Regions from separate parts of the Mus musculus genome. Here region 1 is linked to region 2. Evidence: chromatin loops called from intact Hi-C (ENCODE). Cell type or tissue: heart. All regions are shown on one strand. Each heading gives the region's core, and the rest is flanking DNA. Links, peaks and the distances in the headings are about the cores only.

Region 1 (10,442 bases), core at 3,608-8,607, 110 kb before region 2:
AGCACACACAGAAAAAAGCCTTCCAAGCCTGCCACCAGCACCTCCAGCAAGGCTCTACCTCCTAAAGGTTCCAAAACTCCCACAAATAGCACCAGCAACTGGGGACCAAGTGTTCAAATATGTGACCTATAGGGGCATTTTTTCACTATGGCAAGAGTTGCTGTATGTGTGGTTAAGAGCACTGGCTGCTCTTCCAGGGGACCAGGGTTCAAGTACCAGCAATTGCATACATGGCAGCTCACAACCATATGTAACTCCAGTTCCAGAAACCCGAACACTGTCTTTTGGCTTTTGTGGGCACCAGAAATATATGTGGTGCACAGACACACAGGCAGGGAGCACTCATATGTGTAATTAAAATAATGTTCTTGTTTCAAGTACACAGCTTAAAATCATTTAGTACATGTATTCTGTTGTGATAAGTCACTAAAATATCATTCTGGTGCCTTTTTTAATAGTGTTTTTTGAAACAGGGTCTCATGTAACTCAGTTTGTCCTCAAGCTCACTTAGTAGCCCAGCTGACCTTGAACTGATCCTCATGTCTCTACTTCTCTAGTCCTAGGATCATAGACTTGCACCAGGGTACTTTCTTCATTACTGTTGTTATTATTATTATTATTATTATAGATTTGTCTCTTGTATGTAACCCATGTTGGCCTTGAACTTAAGATCCTCTCAATTCGGGTTCCTAAGTGCTGGGATTACAGATGTACCATGTCTGGTCTCTTTCGTTAGGTATTTCATATGAATAGAATACACTATGTAGTCTTTATTGTTTTGAGACAAGGTCTTTTCTTTTAAAAGGGTATTTTAGGGTGACCCAAGAAGACTAAAGGAAACTTTCAGGTCCCCTACTGCTTTAGTCACAGGCAGTTGTGAGGCACTGAACACAGATGCTCTGGAAGAGTAGTATACTTTCTTACTGCTGAGCCACTGAGACAGAGTCTTAGGTAACCCAGGCTTATCTTGAACTCCCTTTGTAATCCAGGATAGCCTTGAACTCCTAACCCTCTTGTTTCTACCTTCCAAGAGGTAGGGCTACATGTGCCAGCACTCATTTTACATGGTGCTGGGACTCCAACCCAGGATCTTGTGCATGCAAGGCAGGCATTCTTTCAAACAAGCTATATCTCTAACAAATACATGGTCTTTTGAAAGTCCTTTCATTCATGACATGCGTTTTGTTTTGGTTTGTTTGTTTTTCAAGACAGGGATTCTCTGTGTAGCCCTGGCTCTCCTGGAACTCACTTGTAGACCACACTGGCCTCGAGCACAGAGATCCACCTGGGGCAAGATTTTCCTTACCCAATTACATTAAAATATTAGTACAGCAGAGGGCCTGTGATTGGACAGAGAAATGGGAGGCGGAGCAAAGAGTTGCAAGAACGGAGAGCGACTAAGAGGAGGAAAAGCTAAGATGGAGGCAGACGGACAGGAAGAAGATCCCGATCCCGCGTGGTTTTAAATAGCCACAGGTAGTTATGAATATCATATAGGGATAGAATAATTGGGAAAACTTGTATGATCTAGGTGGGCAGCTTGTATCATTATCAATTGGCTCTGAAATTATTGTGTGGACCTCTTGTGAATTGAGATTTTTTTTTTGATACATAAATCTAACCTGTTAATTATAAGCCTCTAGAGTTTTGTTTCTATTGGGTTGCTGGGGCTTGTGGCCGCTGGCCGTGGGGTGGACGGTCGTTTCGTGGGGCTGGTTTGGCGGCAAAGGGAACTCCGGAGCCATGCATGCAGAGTAGTTGGATGGAACGAAGGAATTTGGCAGTTCTTTTTTCGTTTTTGGTTTTTTTCGAGACAGTTTCTCTGTGTAACTCTGGCTGTCCTGGAACTCACTCTGTAGACCAGGCTGGCCTTGAACTCAGAAATCCGCCTGCCTATGCCCCCAAGTGCTGGGATTAAAGGCATGTGCCACCACTGCTTGGAGGCAGTTCATTTTTAATATTTCCTGCAACATCTACCTATCCCTGCTTCCTGAGTGCTAGGATTAAAGGCTCGTGCCACCATCATTCAGCGGCTCTCTTGAATGGTGAATATTGCACTATGCAGATGTCTCGTTATTTGCTTTCTGACTTCTCAAATGATGGACATTTTGGTTTTCACTATTTTTGGGAGACAGGATCTCATTCTGCAGCTCAAATTCTAGGTTATGTGTGAGCCACCATGTCCAGTTTGGGTTTTCAATTTTGTTATAAACTGTAATATGAGATCCAAGACATCTAGGGCTACACAGAGAAACTGGTCTTGAACAACCAACCCAAACACCAATATGGCAATTTCTGCACGAGGTTTTCTGTGAACACGGGTTTCTGTTATTTGTTAGAGGGTATAACACTGTAGCCCAGGCTGCTGTATATAGCAGGAGCTATACAGCAATGCTTCTGACTCAGTTTCTTTCCTTTTTTTTTTTTTTTTTTGGTTTTTTTGAGACAGGGTTTCTCTGTATAGCCCTGGCTATCCTGGAACTCACTTTGTAGACCAGGCTAGCCTCGAACTCAGAAATCCACCTGCCTCTGCCTCCCGAGTGTTGGGATTAAAGGTGTGTGCCACCATGCCTGGCTGTTTTTCCATTTTCATGGAGGTCAGAAGAGGGTGATAGATCACCTGGAACTGTGGAGTTACAGGCAGTTCTGAGCCACCATTTCAGAGCTGGAAACCAAGCCCCAGCCCTCTGCAAGAACAGCAAGTACTCTTAACTGCTAATCTCTCCAGTCCCTAGAGATATATTTGTCATTTTCTTGGGTACAAAATTAGGAAAGGAAGAGCTTGATCATGGGCAAATTAATATAAAACCATGTTTATTGGTGCTGGGGATTGAAATTAGGGCCTATTATGCTAAGTACATACTACCACTGAGTTCTAGTACATCTCCAGTCTCTAAATCCATGTTTTAAGATAGGTTTGCGGCCAGGAGTGGTAGCACATGCCTTTTATCTCAGCCCCAACAAAGGCAGAGTTGTAGGACTGCCAGAATTACATAGCAGAAGGACTTTATCTCAAAAAACAAAACAAGCCGGGTGTGGTGAGGCACGCCTTTAATCCCAGCACTCCGGAGGCAGAGGCAGGCAGATTTCTGAGTTCGAGGCCAGCCTGGTCTACAGAGTGAGTTCCAGGACAGCCAGGGCTATACAGAGAAACCCTGTCTGGAAACCCACCCCCCAAATTTAAAATGTGAGCCAGCTGGGGGTGTGACTCATACCATTAATCTTAGCAGTTGGGAGGCAGATTCAGTCAGTTTGAGGCCAGCCTGGTCTATAGAGAACATTCCAAAACAGCCAAAAAAAAAAAAAAAAGTTTAATGTGTCATGAAGGAGACCAAGGAGATGGTGTATTGGTTAAAAAAGGATTTGACCTTCTGCTCTTATAAAAGACAGGTTTGGTTCCTAGTATTCACAAGATGGCCCACAACCTTTTCTAGCTCTAGTTCCAGGGCAGGTGATGCCTTCCTCTGGCCTGTGTAGGCAGCAAGCAACACACAATGTCTATGTAGAAGATCAGACAAACACTTATACACACATCACATAAAATAAAAATAAACCTTAAAAAAAAGACAAAAGCAAACATGAGGGGCCTGAGGAGGTAGCTGAGTTGGTAGAGTGCTTTTCTAGCATGCACTGGGCCCAGGTTTGATCTGTAGTCCTGCATACACCTGACATCGTGGTTCATGCTCAACATCTGAGCACCCACATAGAGTTTGTGACTAGCCTGAGTTATATGAGACCCTATCTCAAAAACCAAACCAAAATTAAAGCCAAAATCAAACGGGGATCCAGGTGTGGGGCTACACACTTGTAATTTCAGCTATCTGTTTAGCTGAGATAGGACCCGGAGCTCCAGGTCAGCCTTGGCAATTTAGAGAGATCCTGCCTCAACATAAATTTTAAAAAATGTTTGTAGCTTAGTGCTAGAGAATTCTCTAGTATGTATAGGTTCCATGTTCTATCCATAGCAATGCAAAAAACAAATAAGGGACTGAAGAGATGGGTCAAGGTTTAGAGGACCCATGTTACATTTCTCAGCATCCACATGGTGACATAGTGGCTCAAAACCATCTGTAACTTCAGTTCTGAGGGACCTTCTTGCCTCTGAGAGCTTCAGGCATGCACATGGTATACAGATATACATGTGGATATGTGTGTGTGTGTGTTTAAATAAATAAAAACACAGAGCGGAAAGATGGCTCCGTGATTAAGAATGGTTTCATGGCCTCCTATCAGTAGCCAGCACTCACATGGGATCTGACAATTTATTCTGGCCTCTATGGCATCATATATGCATTGAGTACATAAAAACTATGCATCTACACAAATACCTGTAAAAAGAAATCTCTTTACAAAAATCAAACAAAAGCAAAACAAGCAAAACACACAAAAAGAGAAAGGGTCTGGAGAGAAGGTTCAGCGGTGAAGAGTGCTTGCTCTTGCAAAGAAACTGGGTTCACTTTCCAGAACTCACAGGACAACTTCCAGCTGTCTGTGACTCGAGTTACAGAGGATCCAATGGCCTCCTCTAGCCTCTGAAATCACCAGGTACACACACAGTGCACAAACATATTCAACAAAACATTCATATGCAAAAAAGACATTCATACACACAAAATAAAAATAAGTAAATCTTAAATTAGGAAGGGGCAGAGTATGAGTTTTAATGCATCATCATTATTTTGTTTTTTGAGACAGGGTTCAGTTCCCACCACACGCATGGCAGCTCACAACTGTCTGTAGTTGGCAGTTCCAGGGTATCTGACAGTGGCAAGCCAAGGCATATAGAATAAAGAGTGCGAGAGCTTTCTGTACAGTGGTGGCGCACGCACACCTTTAATCCCAGCACTCAGGAGGCAGAGGCAGGTGGATTTCTGAGTTCGAGGCCAGCCTGGTCTATAAAGTGAGTTCCAGGACAGCCAGGGCTGTGATAGCTTCCTGTTCTTCCTGAATCCAGTTTCTACTACTCAACATCAAGCAGCTCCAACTCCAGAGGCAGTCAACAGTTCTGGCCTCTGTGAACAACTGCACTTCAGTGCATATACCCGTGCACAGACACATACAGATCATTTCAAAAATAAATCTTAAAAAAAGAAAATGTCCCCATGTATATACTAAAGAGAGGTGATCAAATATAATCGCACGACTGAACTTGTTGGCAGAGACCTATAATTTCAGTTAGTTGGGAAGCAAAGAATGGAAAATTCAAGGCCTGGCCCAGGAAACTTAAGTGGGACTCTGCCTCAGAACAAACTAAACATGAACAAGCAAACAGGCACAAAAAATGCAAAGTAGGAACTCTGAACAGATCCTCGGTTTGGCCACAGTGAAGATGCTCCAATTCAAACAAGTCTGTGTGCCACCATGGTGATCTGAAACATGAAATATGTCCTCAGGATGGGGCTCCGGGGTTGGTGGCAGATATGTTACCTACAGAGGCACCTCACTGGTTCAATATGTCTATTTACACAAATATATAGAGTACTTAAAAAACTTTTTTTTAAAGATAGGGTTTCCCCTAGTAGCCTGGAGCTTAACTATGTATACTATGCTGGTCTTACAGAGACAATTCTTTTTTTTTTTTTTTTTTTTTTTTTTTTTTAGTTATTTCGAGACAGGGTTTCTCTGTGTAGCCCTGGCTGTCCTGGAACTCACTTTGTAGACCAGGCTGGACTCAAACTCAGAAATCCGCCTGTCTCTGCCTCCCGAGTGCTGGGATTAAAGGCGTGCGCCACCACTGCCCGGTTCAGAGACACTTCTACCTCAGGTTTCCATTCCTGGCAAAATAAGGTTATTTTTTAAGTACAGGGAATTGAATCTATGTTGGCCAGTGAGCTGTATCCCAGCCTTGTATATTTCTGTCTCTCTTTCACTTTCTCTCCCCTCTTCAACCCCCCCCCCCTTCTCCCACTCGGTTTCTTTCTTCTCTCCATGCTTTTACACATTTACACACATATATACATACATACACACACACATATATATGCATATATGTGTATGTATATATATATATATATATATACATATATATATATATATATATAGTGCTGGGAATCATATGTGCGCTTAAAAAAACTATGAAAATGTTTAATGTTTGTGAATCTTGAAGTTTCGGTTGCTCATTTTACTAAGCTTAACATTTTACCATGGGAAAATGTAAATTCAAAATAAGTAAGTAGCAGTCGTCCCCCTATCACAATTCATAGTAATGTTCCTTTGGGGAACGGCACAAACCGGAAAAGACGGCTCAAATCATTATTGTGTAGTGTGTACTGTAGCCGGTGACGCGCGGTTTCCAGAGGTCGTAGGTCACGCCGCCTCAGATCTACTTTCTTATTGGAGAAAAATCTGCCGCTCTTACCATAGCAACCAGAACGGACCCGCGCAGTTGATGGGCGGGACTGGTTTGTTTGACCAATCACCTTCCAGTTATCCAGCCTGATCTTGGGCGGACCAATCAAACACATCAAAGGAAGTAGCCATCCCGACATCAAAGGATCACGTAGGACGGCCCATCCTTCCCCCCTTTTTTTCAACTTCCGGTAGCCTCTGGTTGGGTCAGGGAGCGCTGCAAGTCACCCGTGTGCGACTGACGTATTTTTTCTTTCCCGCCCATGGGCCCGGGGTGGGCTGGGCTGCTGCAGGACAAGGGTGGCGGTAGCCCTTCCGTCGTCATGTCCGACACAGACAGCGACGAAGAGTCGGCTGGTGGAGGCCCATTTTCTCTAACTGGGTTCCTGTTCGGCAACATCAATGGAGCAGGGCAGTTGGAAGGCGAAAGCGTCTTGGATGACGTGAGTCGTGGGCCTGGGGCGGCGGGTGCTGTGGCTAGGGAGAACTGGAGACAGCGCGAGAGGGCTCAACTCGGAGGAAGGACGAAGAGGAAAAGTCTTAAGTGTCAGTCACTGATGCTGAGGTGTTGGCTTCGAAGGTAACATTCTCCTTGCCTGGTAGGAAAGATAATAGTTAACTCTAGTAAGGTTATCAGAACCGCCACTGTGGAAGGCCTTCTTAAAGACCCTTGGAACTCTGCTTTTTCTGGCTTTTGCTGATCCTAATGGCTCCAAAGCCAGGACTACGGATGGAACGTGTGTTGTTCGGAACTGATCTGTATGGAATTTAGCAGATTTCCTATATAGTTCTTGAATGTGATGTTTCTTTGAGCAGCACTTCATGAAATAATTTCTCAGATGGATTTGTGACTTTGTTATGAGCAAGGGAAATATACTTGTGTAGGACCTTCAGGTTTAGTTGTTATTTTCGACCCTCATGCTGTCCCCTTTTCAGGAGTGCAAGAAGCATCTTGCGGGCTTGGGGGCTTTGGGTCTTGGCAGCCTGATCACTGAACTCACAGCAAATGAAGAATTGTCCGGGAGTGATGGTGCCCTGGTAAATGATGAAGGTAAAGTGTGGGCCATGGGGAGGACAGTGTGGGTGGGGGGAGGAGATTAGCCTGTTGTACGCTTTTCAGTGGGGATTTTCTAAGGAAGTGATAATTACTTGCTTTCTCTTGAGACGTCTCCCTTTTTATCCATAGGATGGATTAGGAGTAGAGAGGATGCTGTGGACTATTCTGACATCAACGAGGTGGCAGAAGATGAAAGTAGAAGATACCAGCAGACAATGGGAAGCTTGCAACCCCTTTGCCACACAGGTGATTCTCTCTCCGCCCCCCCCCCCCCTTCTTGTTTTCTAGCAATGGGTCTTTCAACATAGCCCTGCCTGACCTGGAACTCATTATGCATGCAAGATTGTCCCAAACTCATAGAGATGCATTTGCCTCTGTTTCCCAAGTGCTAGGATTAGACATGTTCCCCACTACGCTTGGTATTCTTTAATGTTGCAAAATTGGCAGTTTAGTACATTTTCTTCCTGAATAAGTCTGTTTTGGGCTCTGTCTTGTATATTTAATCTCTGCCATTGTTCTTGCCTGCCAATACATTTGCTCTGTATGCTGTTTCCACTGTCAATTCAGTGCCAAGTAGTAGGTATTCTCTTACCAAATTCAAGCTTTTATTTTTATAATGTTCGGTCTCAAATTGTTGATTAATGACAAGGGTGAAAATGATTTCTTGTCATCTCATATATTTTAGTGCCTGTAGATTTGATATAACTATTCTTATATGCTTTTCAAAGTTAAAGATGAAAACAAACCCACTCTTTGCCCTTAAGATTTTAAGATTAAGAAGGGTTATGTTTATAATCTCATGTCAATGAGCAAATGTATTTTGACTCAAATCATTCCCCTATTATACTTCTTTTTCTTCAAAACATAAGTATTTTCCCTGCTGTATTTTAGAATAACAGTCTCAGAATCGGAAGAGGTTTATTTGTTTGGCCTCTGCCTCTGGAGTGTTGGGATTAAAGTCTTGTATCACCACACTCTGCTTTTATTTTCTATTTTTGAAACTTTTAGGCCTCAAAATTGATTACGTAGCTGAGGTTTGTTTTGGAACTCCTTTGATATTCCTGCTTCTACCTATCAAGTTTTGGGATTATAGACATTCGTAACTTGGGAGAGATTTTTAAAATTTTTATTTATTATTTATTATATGTAAGTACAATGTAGCTGTCTTCAGACACTCCAGAATAGGGAGTCAGATCTCATTATAGATGGTTGTGAGCCACCATGTGGTTGCTGGGATTTGAACTCTGGACCTTCGGAAGAGTAGTCAGGTGCTCTTACCCACTGAGCCATCTCACCAGCCTGGGAGAGATTTTATTATTTCTTTTTTTGTTCACTTTTGTTTCATATTCATAATTTCATTAGCTTAGTATATTAAAAACAACAGTAGCGTATAGTAGCAATGCTCAAAGCTTTCTATAGGAGGAAATAACATTTTATTAGGGAAGACATTAGGTGGCCAGTCAGGTTGCAATGCTGGGTGAAAGTGGAGATCAGCATTTCAAATGCTGCTTGAGGCTGTCCAATTGAGAAAGCCATTGCTTGCAGTAAATACTCTGGTAGGGACACTCCCCAGTGTTCTTCTTGTGCTTCTCCCCTTGTCTGATGAGCATATCTAAAGGGTAGAATTTCCATTCGCATCCCAGCTCACTGCACACACACACACGACTTCTCGCCAGTGTGTGTTCTTTCTTAGATGGTCTCTGATGAGATAAAACACTTTCTGGAGGTTGTCTTGGGGACAAAGGACAAGGTGAATGATCTGAGGATTCCCCTCCACATCACCTGAGGATGGAGGATACCAGCTGGCCAGAGTGGTTTTTCTTTTTTCTTTTTTTTTTTTTTTTAAGGAAATTTTTTTTAAAGACTTTATTTATTATTATAGTAAGTACACTGTAGCTGTCTTCAGACACACCAGAAGAGGGAGTCAGATCTTATTACAGATAGTTGTGAGCCACCATGTGGTTGCTGGGATTTGAACTCCGGACCTTCAGAAGAACAGTCGGGTGCTCTTACCCACTGAGCCATCTCACCAGCCCCCAGAGTAGTTTTTCATAGTTCTGTTCTGTTCTGTTCTTTTCTATTCTTTTGGTTTTTCGAGACAGAGTTTCTCTGTGTAGCCCTGGCCGTCCTGGAACTCACTGTGTAGACCAGGCTGGCCCCAAACTTAGAAATCCGCCTGCCTCTGCCCCCCAAGTGCTGGGAATAAAGGTGTGTGCCACCACTACCTGGCTGATTTTATTATTTCTTAACTTTCTATTAGGTAAGGGAAATGTGAACTCTGGAGAACTTTAAAAATGTGTAGAACTTTTAAATGTTCTGCACTTAGCACAACTTGACTGACTTAATAAGTCAGTTCATTAGACATTGATGGTCCGGACATTTGGCATGTGTGATAAACTTTGATATGCAGTTTAGTTCCAAAAGGTAAAGTCTATTTTCTGAATTTTAGAGTCTGTGATCTGGAACCTCTAGCTGTTGGTTATGGTTTAGTCTTTAAATTGCTATGTAGAACTTCACTACTCAAAACTTAGATGATGGTGTTCATCATTTACCTCTTCAAGTTAGATTTTATGCTGCTTAGTTTTAGATTAAAGGCCTTCATAAATACTTAATTAGCCCAGGGCATGGTAATGTAGGCTGGTAATCATAGCACTTGGGAGTTAGAGGCAGGAGGATCTGAAATACTGGGTTTTCAAGCTGTGAGTTCAAGATCATCTTGAGCTATCTGAAACTCTGTCTCAAAAAAATCTCAAAAACAAAACAACCAACCAACACCCCCCCTCACCTTTTGGACTTAGCTTTTGAGGAGCAGTTAATGGATTTGTGTGTTACCTTCTCCCTTAGTCCTTCTTCAACTCTTTTTGGGAGACAACGTCTCACTGCGTTGCTCAACCATCTCCACCTCAGGCTTTTGAGTCGCTGGGACTAAAGGTGCCATTTCTTCGGGTAAATGCTGCTTATATAAACCCACCACATGCAGCACTAGTAATTCATGAAACACAAGTAAAACAGTTATTTCTATTAAGGCCTAAGCCAA
Region 2 (10,442 bases), core at 2,658-7,657:
CTACCCACCCACTCTCTCTTCCCGGCCCTGGCATTCCCCTGTACTGGGGCATATGATCTTCGCAAGACCAAGGGCCAAAAGAGACAATATTTATTTAGTTTAAAATTTTTATTCAACTTCTGGCTGGATACCCATGAAATGTGCTTTCAACAAATTAAAAAAAATCATGGTAGAGGAGCAGAGGACTAGGAGAACTAAAGGAGAATATAGTGATCTGTATCATTTGTTCTGCACATTCCAGAAGGATAGTCTACACTTCTAATATTGTAAGACTTTCCTTCTTAAAGAGCCAAAACAGCTGCCTGGGTATGATGGCACATACCTTTATTCCCAGCACTTGGGAGACAGAGGGAGTTGGAGTTCCAGGCTAGCCTGGTCTACAGAGTGATTTCCAGGACAGTCAGGGCTACACAGAGAGAACAGGTCTCAGGAAAAATAAAAAAGAGCCAAAAACATCAAAGCAATGTGTCCCTCAATACATTGATTAAAATTTCACATCTATAACTGAAATAGTTACAGCAGCAAAAGCTTTCTAGAGCACTGAAAGTTTGTTACCTCGGCTTCAATCTCTTTTTCTTAACCACGAAGTGAAGGGTGCAGAGTTTTCACCCATAATCTTTCAGCAGTGCTAGAAAGTCCTTCACTTTGTTCGGTAAGGTAGATTTGGAAATAAGTCTATTAGGGTATGTGGACATTATGCAAATAGCACATGAATGGTGATATTGCATTGGTCAATCTAACAGGGGAAATTGTACATTCAAACAAAGTAGGTCTTGAATAACAAAAAGCTCTATTTCTAGAGCCCCTTGTTGAATGTTCAATTAGATCAACCAATTGTCTTTCTACATCTGGTTGTTCATGACAGCCAAATCTGCCTTTTGAGTGTTCCAGTCTACTGGGAAGTGCTTACCATGGACAAGAAAAACAAAAAAAACAAAAAACAAAACAAAAACAAAAACAAAAACAAAAAACAATGCTTATTAGAGCCACCCAGAAAGAACAACAACAAAAGATCTAGCACCTGAGCTATTGTCTGTCTTCCAGTGTGATTTGTCCCCACTCCTATCCTTTTCTTTGCAAGTTTCTTTCAGCCCCTTGGAAGGCTTCTCAGTATCATGTGATCACCCTTCTCCACTAAAATCACAGGAAGAGGCAGAGTCAGGATCAAAACCAAAAGGCTAGGATCTACTTTCAGGCATAGATTCTGGGCTGGAGAGCCCTCAGAGCCTCTTTGGATTTGCTTATTCTGCATTGGAGGTAGTGGGAGGTAGATTAGTGGGATAGCATGACTCACTTCAGGGCTCTGCAAGAAAAGTCTTGTTGGTGCAAATAAGTATACCATGATCCTCTTTTTGAGGGAAGAGTTACTCCCACTTGAGAAGAATCAGGAAGATAACTGAGCGGACAATAGCCTCTTATCCATAAACACAGAAAATAGTACCACAGGCTCATAGCCATAAGGAGAAGACTCAGTCTCTTATTTTGAGATCCAGAGCTCCTTAGTGGATTTATTTAGTTCTCTCCCCTGCTCCCCCCTCCCGCGCTCCCCCCCCCCCTTTGTAAACAGTTTCAGGCTGTAGACTGTGAACATCTTTTTTTGGACAACATTACGTGGTAGACTGGGATTGGAAGGACAAATCAAGGTTTTGACTTCTCACTTTTTGTTTTGTTCTCTTTTTGAAGAGGATCCCACATTGTAGCGCAGCCTAATCTGGAACTCATTTACGTAGCCCTGGGTGGAGCCAGGAGGATCACCTCAACGTCCCAAGTGCTGAAATTCCAGGCCCTAAGGACCAAGATCAGGTTCAGCTTTCCTTTCATTTTGATGTGCCTTATCATAGAGGTTATAGATCAAGAAAGCAAGTGATGATTAAAGAGGGAGGGGGACCTAACTGGCCTTTGAGTCCTGATATCTTTATTTTTCTCAAATCTTTAAAGCCTACTGGCGCCAGAGAGGAAAAGTACTCCCCCTGGGCTGAGCTCCAGAGGGTGCCTTCCTAGGCCTCTCTCGGCTTTTGTTTTGCAGAGCAGTTTCCCAATGTATCTCTAAGGCTTTAGACATTACAGCTGTGTTGGTTTTTCCTCCCTGTTTTCACTGTTGTTTTTCCAGCTGGCTACTGTTTTCAGCCCAGCAGCCACCAAGTAAGAAATTCTCAGTTCCCAAGTTCACTGGCTATGTTGGTTATACGACCACAAACCAGTTTGGTTTTCTTTAATCTTATTCCAAGTTGAAAAAGAAAAAAAAAAAATGGGGGAGGCCAGTGAGGTGGCTCAGGAGGCAAAGGAGCTTGTTGTTCGAGCCTTCAGTCCCCAAATGTGGAGAGAATCCTACAAAGTTTTCCTTTGACTTCCACACGCATACCGTCGCATTCACACTGTGGCACACTCCCCACCCCCCATAACAATAATAAATACACTACAATATTTTTGGAAGTTTTTTTCTTCCTTTCTGGGAGGATTTCAAGACCAGTTTTCTTTCTTGTGACTGGGTACCGAATCCAAGGGGCTCTCTCCACGCATCTAGAGAGCCTGCGGTGCAGTGTCAATGCATTCTGTTCAGCTTCATTTATCTTTTGGGACAATCTTCCAGTGACTGCAGCTGGGTGCACATCTCCAGCGCTTGCTCATGGCATTGCTTCAAAAAGGATGCTTTAAATGAACAGACTCCAGGGGGATGCTACAGGATAGATAGGAAACTGTTGCACGGTAAATGGTGTTAGAGTAGTGGAGTTTGGAATTAGAATGGAAGCAGTTGATGTATTTTACAAAGGACTACAAATTTCAAATTGCTGCATAAAAAAGGAAAAGAGAAAAAGAGTAACTAGAAGAAAAAAAATGAAAGGAGCACAGAAGCACCCCACTCCCCGCATTGCCCAGTACCAGCCTCTGTCTTCAGACCCCCTCTAGTCTGAGGTTCCCTTTCCAGACAATAGATCAAATGGGCTTCATTAAAATAACCCTCGGTATTCTTATTAAGCAGCATTTTGGGTCTACCTAAGCATATTGGAACTCCTTGAGGGCAAAGAGTTTGTCTTTTTCATTTTATGTTTGCCACAGTGCCTCGGATATAGAGATTTTAGTAAATGTTAATTTGTTGGCTGAAGAAGTTAGGCTTGACTGGTAAATCCCTGGAACCAAACCTCCAAGATCCTATTATTGGAGGCTCCTGGACCAATTCCTTGAAGGAGTTTTCCTTCCTGAGCTACATGAGCCTCACAATCCAATTTTTTCATAGCAGCGTGAGACTCCTTTCAGATGAGGGAACCCCAGATCAGTTTTCTATGAGTCAAATAGCTGTCCGACTGGGAGCATGACCTGACATTTAACGACTTTTTACTTAATTAACTATCACGCACTAATCAAGAAGGCCTAAACATCTGCTAGTAGAATCTGAGTTGCCTTTCTTAATGAGGAAAAGCTGAGTTCTTTCAACAAAGGTGGATCACTTGGTGGGTTTGGGGCTTGCCAGGTGTATCAAATGAAAAGATAAGGCCAATCAATATCCAGGAGAGTTTGAATGGCAAGCTTTCTTTTTTACTACATGTTGTGGTTCTGTGGGGCAGAAGAAATGAACAATATTATCAACTTTTTCTGCACTCATAATCCAAAGTTCATAGGTTGTTTGGCAATCTCAAGAAACTGAAACAGCCTTTGAGGATTTGTTTTTTATTTCACCAAGGAGCTAGACAGCAAACATTTTTACACAAGCTCACTAATTTTTCCTAGATCAAAGAGTTTTGAAACGGAAAGACTCTAAGAGAGCTAACTGTAGTCCCCAGTGGCTTGTAATAATCACTTAGTGACGTGTCTTAAAACTGTCAAGGAACAAGGCAGGAAATATAAATTAATAACAATGTGACAAAAATGTCCAAACACTGGGCTTGAAACCGTAAGAGGATCCAAAGAGCTGTTTTGTCAAAGGAAGGCAATTGGAAATTCATTGTAGTTGTGTGGTTTAGGAAGAAGGCAAAGGAACACAGTTTGCTTTGTTGAATTGCCTTAAGCTCCAAGGCATTTGCAGTCCTTAATGATTCTGACGAAACAAGGTCACAATTCAGGATCAGGAATTTTGAGGAAAAAGGCATCCTCTTTAACATTTCTGTGGTTGCTTTTGACATGCAAACTCCTAGCATTTACCCTGTTACCATCCCGAATCTCACAAACGATTTTGAATTTTAGGGTTATATGGTTCAAATCGAACACATTTGGGTTCACTCAGCTCAGGGAGACTGTCCGTTTTTCTCATCAAAGTACTTAAATTCATGGGTGGAGTCTGAATCAAAAAGCATTCAAATCGAACCGGCTCCCCCATTGTTTTGAACAGCCCCGTCTCTGAAACGCAAATATTCGCGTTTACTTGCTTAGAACTAACACGTTGGTCGTGTAAACTACCCTTTTCTGTTGAATGGAGTTAATTAAACTTTTCTAGACGCTCTGACATTCTAACATCGACATCACTGACCAGGTAGTAGACTCGTACTTTAGCGCTTGCCAAAAAAAAAAAAAAAAAAAAAAAAAAAAAAAGTAATCGACGGGCGTTTTTTGCCCTTCCGCCTTGCTCTTAAAAACTTGCTGGCTCTTGCCCCATAGGGAGCCCTTAACCCGGAGTTGCCTAGACAGGGTTGTCGCATGCGCTCTCTACAGTCATGTTTGTCGCAATGGACCTTGGGCGGAAGGTTACGTAAGAGCAAATGACTTTGATTACAGTCACTTGGTCGGTAGTCTTGTTACGCGCTACCTCCGCGGGGTACTTGATTATAACAGAAAGTAGTTCCGGCTTGTGTTGTTTCGGTCGAGGAGCCCTCGCCGCCATTTCAAGACAGTGAGAGGTAGATGTCTACCAAGAGTTCCTAAGATTCGAGTTCAGTATTCTGTGCCGCCCCCTGAGCCCTTCAAAACACTGATACGGCTGCTGCCTTTTTTCTGCTACTTCTAGAACCATTCTTGTCAGTAGTGGCGGCAGTAGAAGTCAATTACCCCTTGTTCTATCTCAAGAAGCTCCAGATGGCGTCTTCCGTGGGCAACGTGGCCGACAGTACAGGTACTAGTGTCCCATTCTACTCTGGCAGACGTCCCTTTGGGGTCTGGCGCCGTCTTGTATCTTTCATTACTTCCCTCTGACCATCCCCATTACATCAGTGGCATTACTGAGCTCTCGAGTTCTACTGCTATCTGATCGGGTTTGGTGCTGCCGTCCGTTCGTAAACATTCTCTAGTTGCTTGCTTGCATTTTGCTTGCTTTGGGGGCTTTTTCGTTGTTGCTTTATCCCATCAGTGTTGTAGCCTTCTCTCTCGGGACGAATCTATAGCACACGTGCGCGCTTAGTGTGTCTTGGAATGGGCTGCATTGGAATCTCTGCAATTTCTGTCTCCCGTCGCAACTGTTTTCTCCCTCAATTTCAGCCCGTCGCTCCCTCCCGTGCGCTTCCACCTCCTCCCCAAAGCCCCTTTCCCTTAGCCACATTTGGTCCTCCTTTGCCAGGCTAGGGCGGGGATGCTATTTCGGTGTAATCCTAGCCTCACTTTGCATCAGGCATGACTAGCGAAGGCTCCTCGGTGTGCTTCCAAGTAGCACCAAGAAGAGCTACTTGAGCCCGCACCCCGCCGGGGCAGCGCCTTGTGTTCTTGGGTTGAGCGGCCCCGATTTAGGTTGGAAATTTCCAGGGGTTCTCTTAGCCATCACCCAATTGCACCCGCTGCCCCAGTACGGAGTTTCCTACCCTGGTCAGCCCTCCCTGCTTGTTGCAACCACACCCTTCCTCTGCGAACGTGCCAGCCCGACAGTCGTTTCTTATCCTCAGGGAAGAAACCACCTCGGTGTGTTGCTTGGCGGCGACCACCCTGCCCGCCCTCCTAATTCTCTTTCTTTGTGTTACTTTCTCTATGTATTCCTCCGCCATGGCCTCTGGGTTTTCATCCCCATTCTTTAGCCCAGTATCTCTTTATCCATAGGGTGTGCATTATTATTTCTTTTTTAAGTTTCCATCCTTGCTTGAAGAGTTTGTAAAGCAACTGGAGTGTAGCTGCACAAGTGCAAAGCGGTTGCCTCTTTTCAACGATGCATCTCCAAGCCTTTGCTACAGAAAATAAGAAAACAACCAAATTGTAGGAGTGTCCTTCAACTGCCTTTCCAGATTGAGGCTGTTTGGGGCGGGAGGGGATGGGGAACCAGGCTGCAGCTCTAAGGTTCCCGAGAGGTTATTGTTTCTCAGTGTCTAGGTTTTAGTTGACGATTTTGAATATTGTGAGATAAATAGATGACTCTAAAATAGTATCTCATCCTTAATAGATGGGAATGGGATCAAGATTTCCACCTTTCTGTTTCCCCATCATGATTTTCAAAAATGTAAGATTCTGTCGTAGGTTTTTGTAAGAACTTGCTCTTTTCTGACTGTTAACTTTATTTGAAGAAATGGTCATTTCCAGTATTAAAAGAGCAGATATGTGACTTTGGAAAGTGATAGGTAATGTGCTAAATTTAGGAGCTAGAAAGTGCTACGTTCTTGTCTAACATGTAATTTTCTAGTTGATCTTCTAGCTCCAACCTCAGATTTGGACACAAATATTTTTGGTCTTTGTTTTTGTGGTTAGCTGTGCAGAAATTGCTCTGGTATGGGAAAGCCTGGCTCAAATTTGAGCTTGTCCCCATGACCTTGGTTAAAATTAAGTACCAGGTCTGTGGTTTCCCATTCTAATCTCTAGAGTGTTATCCTTGAATTCCTAATAATGAATTATTGTGGAGATAAATGTTTACAGCCGAGCCTTAGGCGAGCACCTGGATTTTGGCTTTTATTATGTTAACTAAATCAAGTCCTTCAGAACAAAAGCATTTTTTGTTATTTATTATATTTTATCCCGTGTTTTATATTATTGCAGCATTTAAAAGCTTTTCCAATTGTAGATTGTTGCCTGGTTATTGAATAGGGTTGTTTTTAATGTCTTAGTACTTCTGTGAGAGCCATGAACACAGCAGAAAATGTAAGGCAGCGTGGGTGGGATTTAGCTAATTTGGGCTCCTGAGTCCTCTCCAGAAGAGGAACAACGTTTGGGTTTTTTGTTTAAAATGTTTGGCGAACCCATTATGAAATGCTTTAGCCCTTGACTGCTAAGTCATCTTGTTTATCAGCTGCTTGCTTTAAAAGTAACTCTTTGGCTTTCAGCCGGTTTCTTTAGGCTGGCTCTTTTTAAAAAAGAAAGCTGTAAAACTCACAAACATCAATATAAAGAGTTAAAGAGACACCTGGTGTCCCCACCCACACCGAGAGAGTTAGAATACACTCCACCTTGAAATGTGAGATGAAGTATTGTTAAGCGATAGGTTATTCTGACAATAAATCCTTGTAACTTCTGCAGATTTCATGTTTAATGTTTTGTGTCAGTATACTAAGTTTAGTGATTTTAGTGAATCTTCCTATGATTTGTAAGAAAAAGTACAAAATGTAAGAAAGGAATCTTTTCTGGAAGTCAATATTACTATGGGGTTTAGAAAAGGAAGCATTAACAATGGGCAGATTTGAAAGAGATCAATTCTGTAGACTGGGTTTTAAATAAAATGCAGAACACTCTGGTGCTTTACATAGTTTCAAGCATTTTCATCTTTAAGTTTAATTTACCATATTTTTACATTTTTTGGTTTGCATTTCTAACTTTTGTTTTCCCCCCTCCTTCCCTCAAATGTTTTGATGATTCTCCAGAACCAACGAAACGTATGCTTTCCTTCCAAGGGTTAGCTGAGTTGGCACATCGAGAATATCAGGCAGGAGATTTTGAGGCAGCTGAGAGACACTGCATGCAGCTCTGGAGACAAGAGCCTGACAATACTGGTGTTCTTTTATTACTTTCATCTATACACTTCCAGTGTCGAAGGCTGGACAGGTAGGAGATGCCGGGGTAACCTGCCTCTTGGTGCTGAGCTTAAAAATGCTAATTAAATATCTGAACTTCAGAGTTTTCCAGTGCTGGGTTTCATCTGAGCCACCAACGCAACATGTGCGCTCTTGTTCACTTTTGACATGCCTGGTTGCTAGTTTTCCCCCGTTTTGCGGGGGTGAACATATCATCAGTATGACTAGGGTCTTTTCCCCCAGATTTTGTCACTTGAGGATATTCTTTTCAGGTAATTATTCTTAGTGTACATCTGAGCATCCAGACCTGTCAGCTTGAGGGACTCTGGTAGGAGGGGCATATGTAGCTCAGATTGGAAATACCCTTATTAAATTGTTGTTGCTTTTAGCTAATTAATTGAATTAATGAAAAGAGAAGAATTTGTGCTATGGATATCTTAGTAAATTATCATTTTGGCACATTTAACATGAAGATGTGTGTTTTTAAATCTTTTTTTTTTCTGAAACAGGGTTGTGTCTTTAAATCTTGCCAACAAATGGAAAATGAGACTCATATGCTTTTTATTTTTAATCTTAATGATGTTATACAATGTGGCAGTTTGGTAGTAGATTTTAATAAGAATTTTCATACATAAGAACCAGCTTTCTTATATGAAATGTGGATACTGTAACCTTAGGAAAGTTTTAGTTTTCAAACTTTTTTCTGCTGTTTGCTAGTTAAAGGATAATGTTCCATAGCACAAGATTTTCCATTGCATATGAGCCATGCCTCCTTTTCTCTGACATGCATATCCATGCATCAACACTTTTTATTTTTCCAGATCTGCTCATTTTAGCACCTTGGCAATTAAACAGAATCCCCTTCTAGCAGAAGCCTATTCGAATTTGGGAAATGTGTACAAGGAAAGAGGGCAGTTGCAGGAAGCAATCGAGCATTATCGACATGCCTTGCGGCTGAAGCCTGATTTCATTGATGGTTATATTAACCTGGCAGCAGCCTTGGTAGCAGCAGGTGACATGGAAGGAGCAGTACAAGCCTATGTCTCTGCTCTTCAGTACAATCCTGTAAGTAAACGTTTATTAGTTGCTTTCCTTTCACAGCACTCCAGAAAACAAACAAGCATCGTTTGATACTTCAGATAATAGGGGTTTTTTTCATGAAAGTCAAGAGTTGAGAGAGATGTTTATATACTTGAAATGATGAAATAGCTTTGACTTAGTCTGCATGACATCAAAAAAAAATCGATTCTATTTAGGAAGTTAAAAAGCATAAAAATGCCGGGCGGTGGTGGCGCATGCCTTTAATCCCAGCACTTGGGAGGCAGAGGCAAGCGGATTTCTGAGTTCAAGGCCAGCCTGGTCTACAAAGTGAGTTCCAGGACAGCCAAGGCTACACAGAGAAACCCTGTCTCGAAAAAACAAAACAAAACAAAAGCATAAAAATTATCCTTACCAAAAAGTCTGACCAGTTATTTCTAATGCTAATTAAAACTTAACACACGTGATTTTTTTTTTTTTTTAAAGATTTATTTATTATTTTATGTAAGTACACTGTAGCTGTCTTCAGACACACCAGAAGAGGGAGTCAGATCTTGTTATGGATGGTTGTGAGCCACCATGTGGTTGCTGGGATTTGAACTCTGGACCTTTGGAAGAGCAGTCAGGTGCTCCTACCCACTGAGCCATCTCACCAGCCCGTGATTTTTTTTTTAAGATTTATTTTATATCTAAGGACACTGTAGCTGTCTTCAGACACACCAGAAGAGGGCGTCAGGTCTTATTACAGATGGTTGTGAGCCACCATGTGGTTTCTGGGATTTGAACTCAGGACCTTCAGAAGAACAGTCGGTGTTCTTACCCGCCGAGCCATCTATCTCTCCAGCCCCATACGTGATGGGTTTGTGTGTGTGTGCTGTTTTAATGAACTTGGATAAATTCTGATGGGTATTTATAGCAGTTAGTTGATTTTTAGGAATGATGGATAAAAGGTCTTAATCTGTAATATAAAATTTTTTAAAGGTGCTAGAATATTAGTAACTACAAAACGTTCTGAATACCTCCCCTCAGTATAGTCACAAGTAATAGAATTAAGACAATTACAGATCTAGACCAGACTTTGAATTAGCTCTTCAATTTTTTTAAAGTCTAAGTTACATGTGTTTTCGTGGAGAACAAGTATTAGAGTCTGTGAAAGATCAAAATATAGTGTGTAAAACAAAACAAAACAAAAGAAAAATTTAAAAAGCTACAGGATGTAAAAATTGCCCTGGAAACTGTTGATGGTAATGAAGGGAAGGTGGCTGTAAGCTTTTAAGAGGTAAGTAGTAGGGGTGGGGGATGGGTCTTGGCATGCACTTGAGTTAAGTTGACATTGAGCATGGAATCACCCTCGAAGTGCTTAATGATTAACTGCCATTATTGAAAGTCTTCTACAAGCTCAGACACTGCTGCTTCAGATAAATGTCCTCTGAGTCTTTACCATGATCCTTTGGTGAGGATGGCATTATTTCTAGTTTTGCCAATATAAAATCCCCAGTAGGCTTTGGGTTATGTAAGGTTTTTGAGATCACATAGCTAGCTAGCAATGGAGAAGTGGAT

What was found. A loop is a pair of places that touch in the nucleus more often than their neighbours do. Peaks named below come from ENCODE experiments on the same cell type or tissue, not always from the same donor. Only the 100,000 strongest peaks of a DNase experiment are listed, where the experiment ranks them.
Region 1: it touches region 2 in a loop (2.6-fold over the local background); 5 of 42 quality-filtered maps call a loop at or near these places.

What each region holds. Positions count from the first base shown.
Region 1 is chrX:101,526,211-101,536,652 of GRCm38, forward strand. It overlaps Taf1 (TATA-box binding protein associated factor 1), which reads left to right and starts at 6,525. Exons shown (of 39, transcript NM_001290729.1): 1 at 6,525-6,791; 2 at 7,285-7,399; 3 at 7,535-7,651. The coding sequence starts at 6,612. In heart, for the core only: no CTCF peak of the experiment used is centred there; a DNase peak (open chromatin) is centred at 6,441; H3K4me3 peaks cover 1,740 bases; H3K27ac peaks cover 831 bases.
Region 2 is chrX:101,635,282-101,645,723 of GRCm38, forward strand. It overlaps Ogt (O-linked N-acetylglucosamine (GlcNAc) transferase (UDP-N-acetylglucosamine:polypeptide-N-acetylglucosaminyl transferase)), which reads left to right and starts at 4,770. Exons shown (of 22, transcript NM_139144.4): 1 at 4,770-5,041; 2 at 7,695-7,875; 3 at 8,666-8,909. The coding sequence starts at 5,005. In heart, for the core only: no CTCF peak of the experiment used is centred there; DNase peaks (open chromatin) are centred at 4,700 and 5,730; H3K4me3 peaks cover 3,993 bases; H3K27ac peaks cover 2,971 bases; H3K27me3 peaks cover 1,665 bases.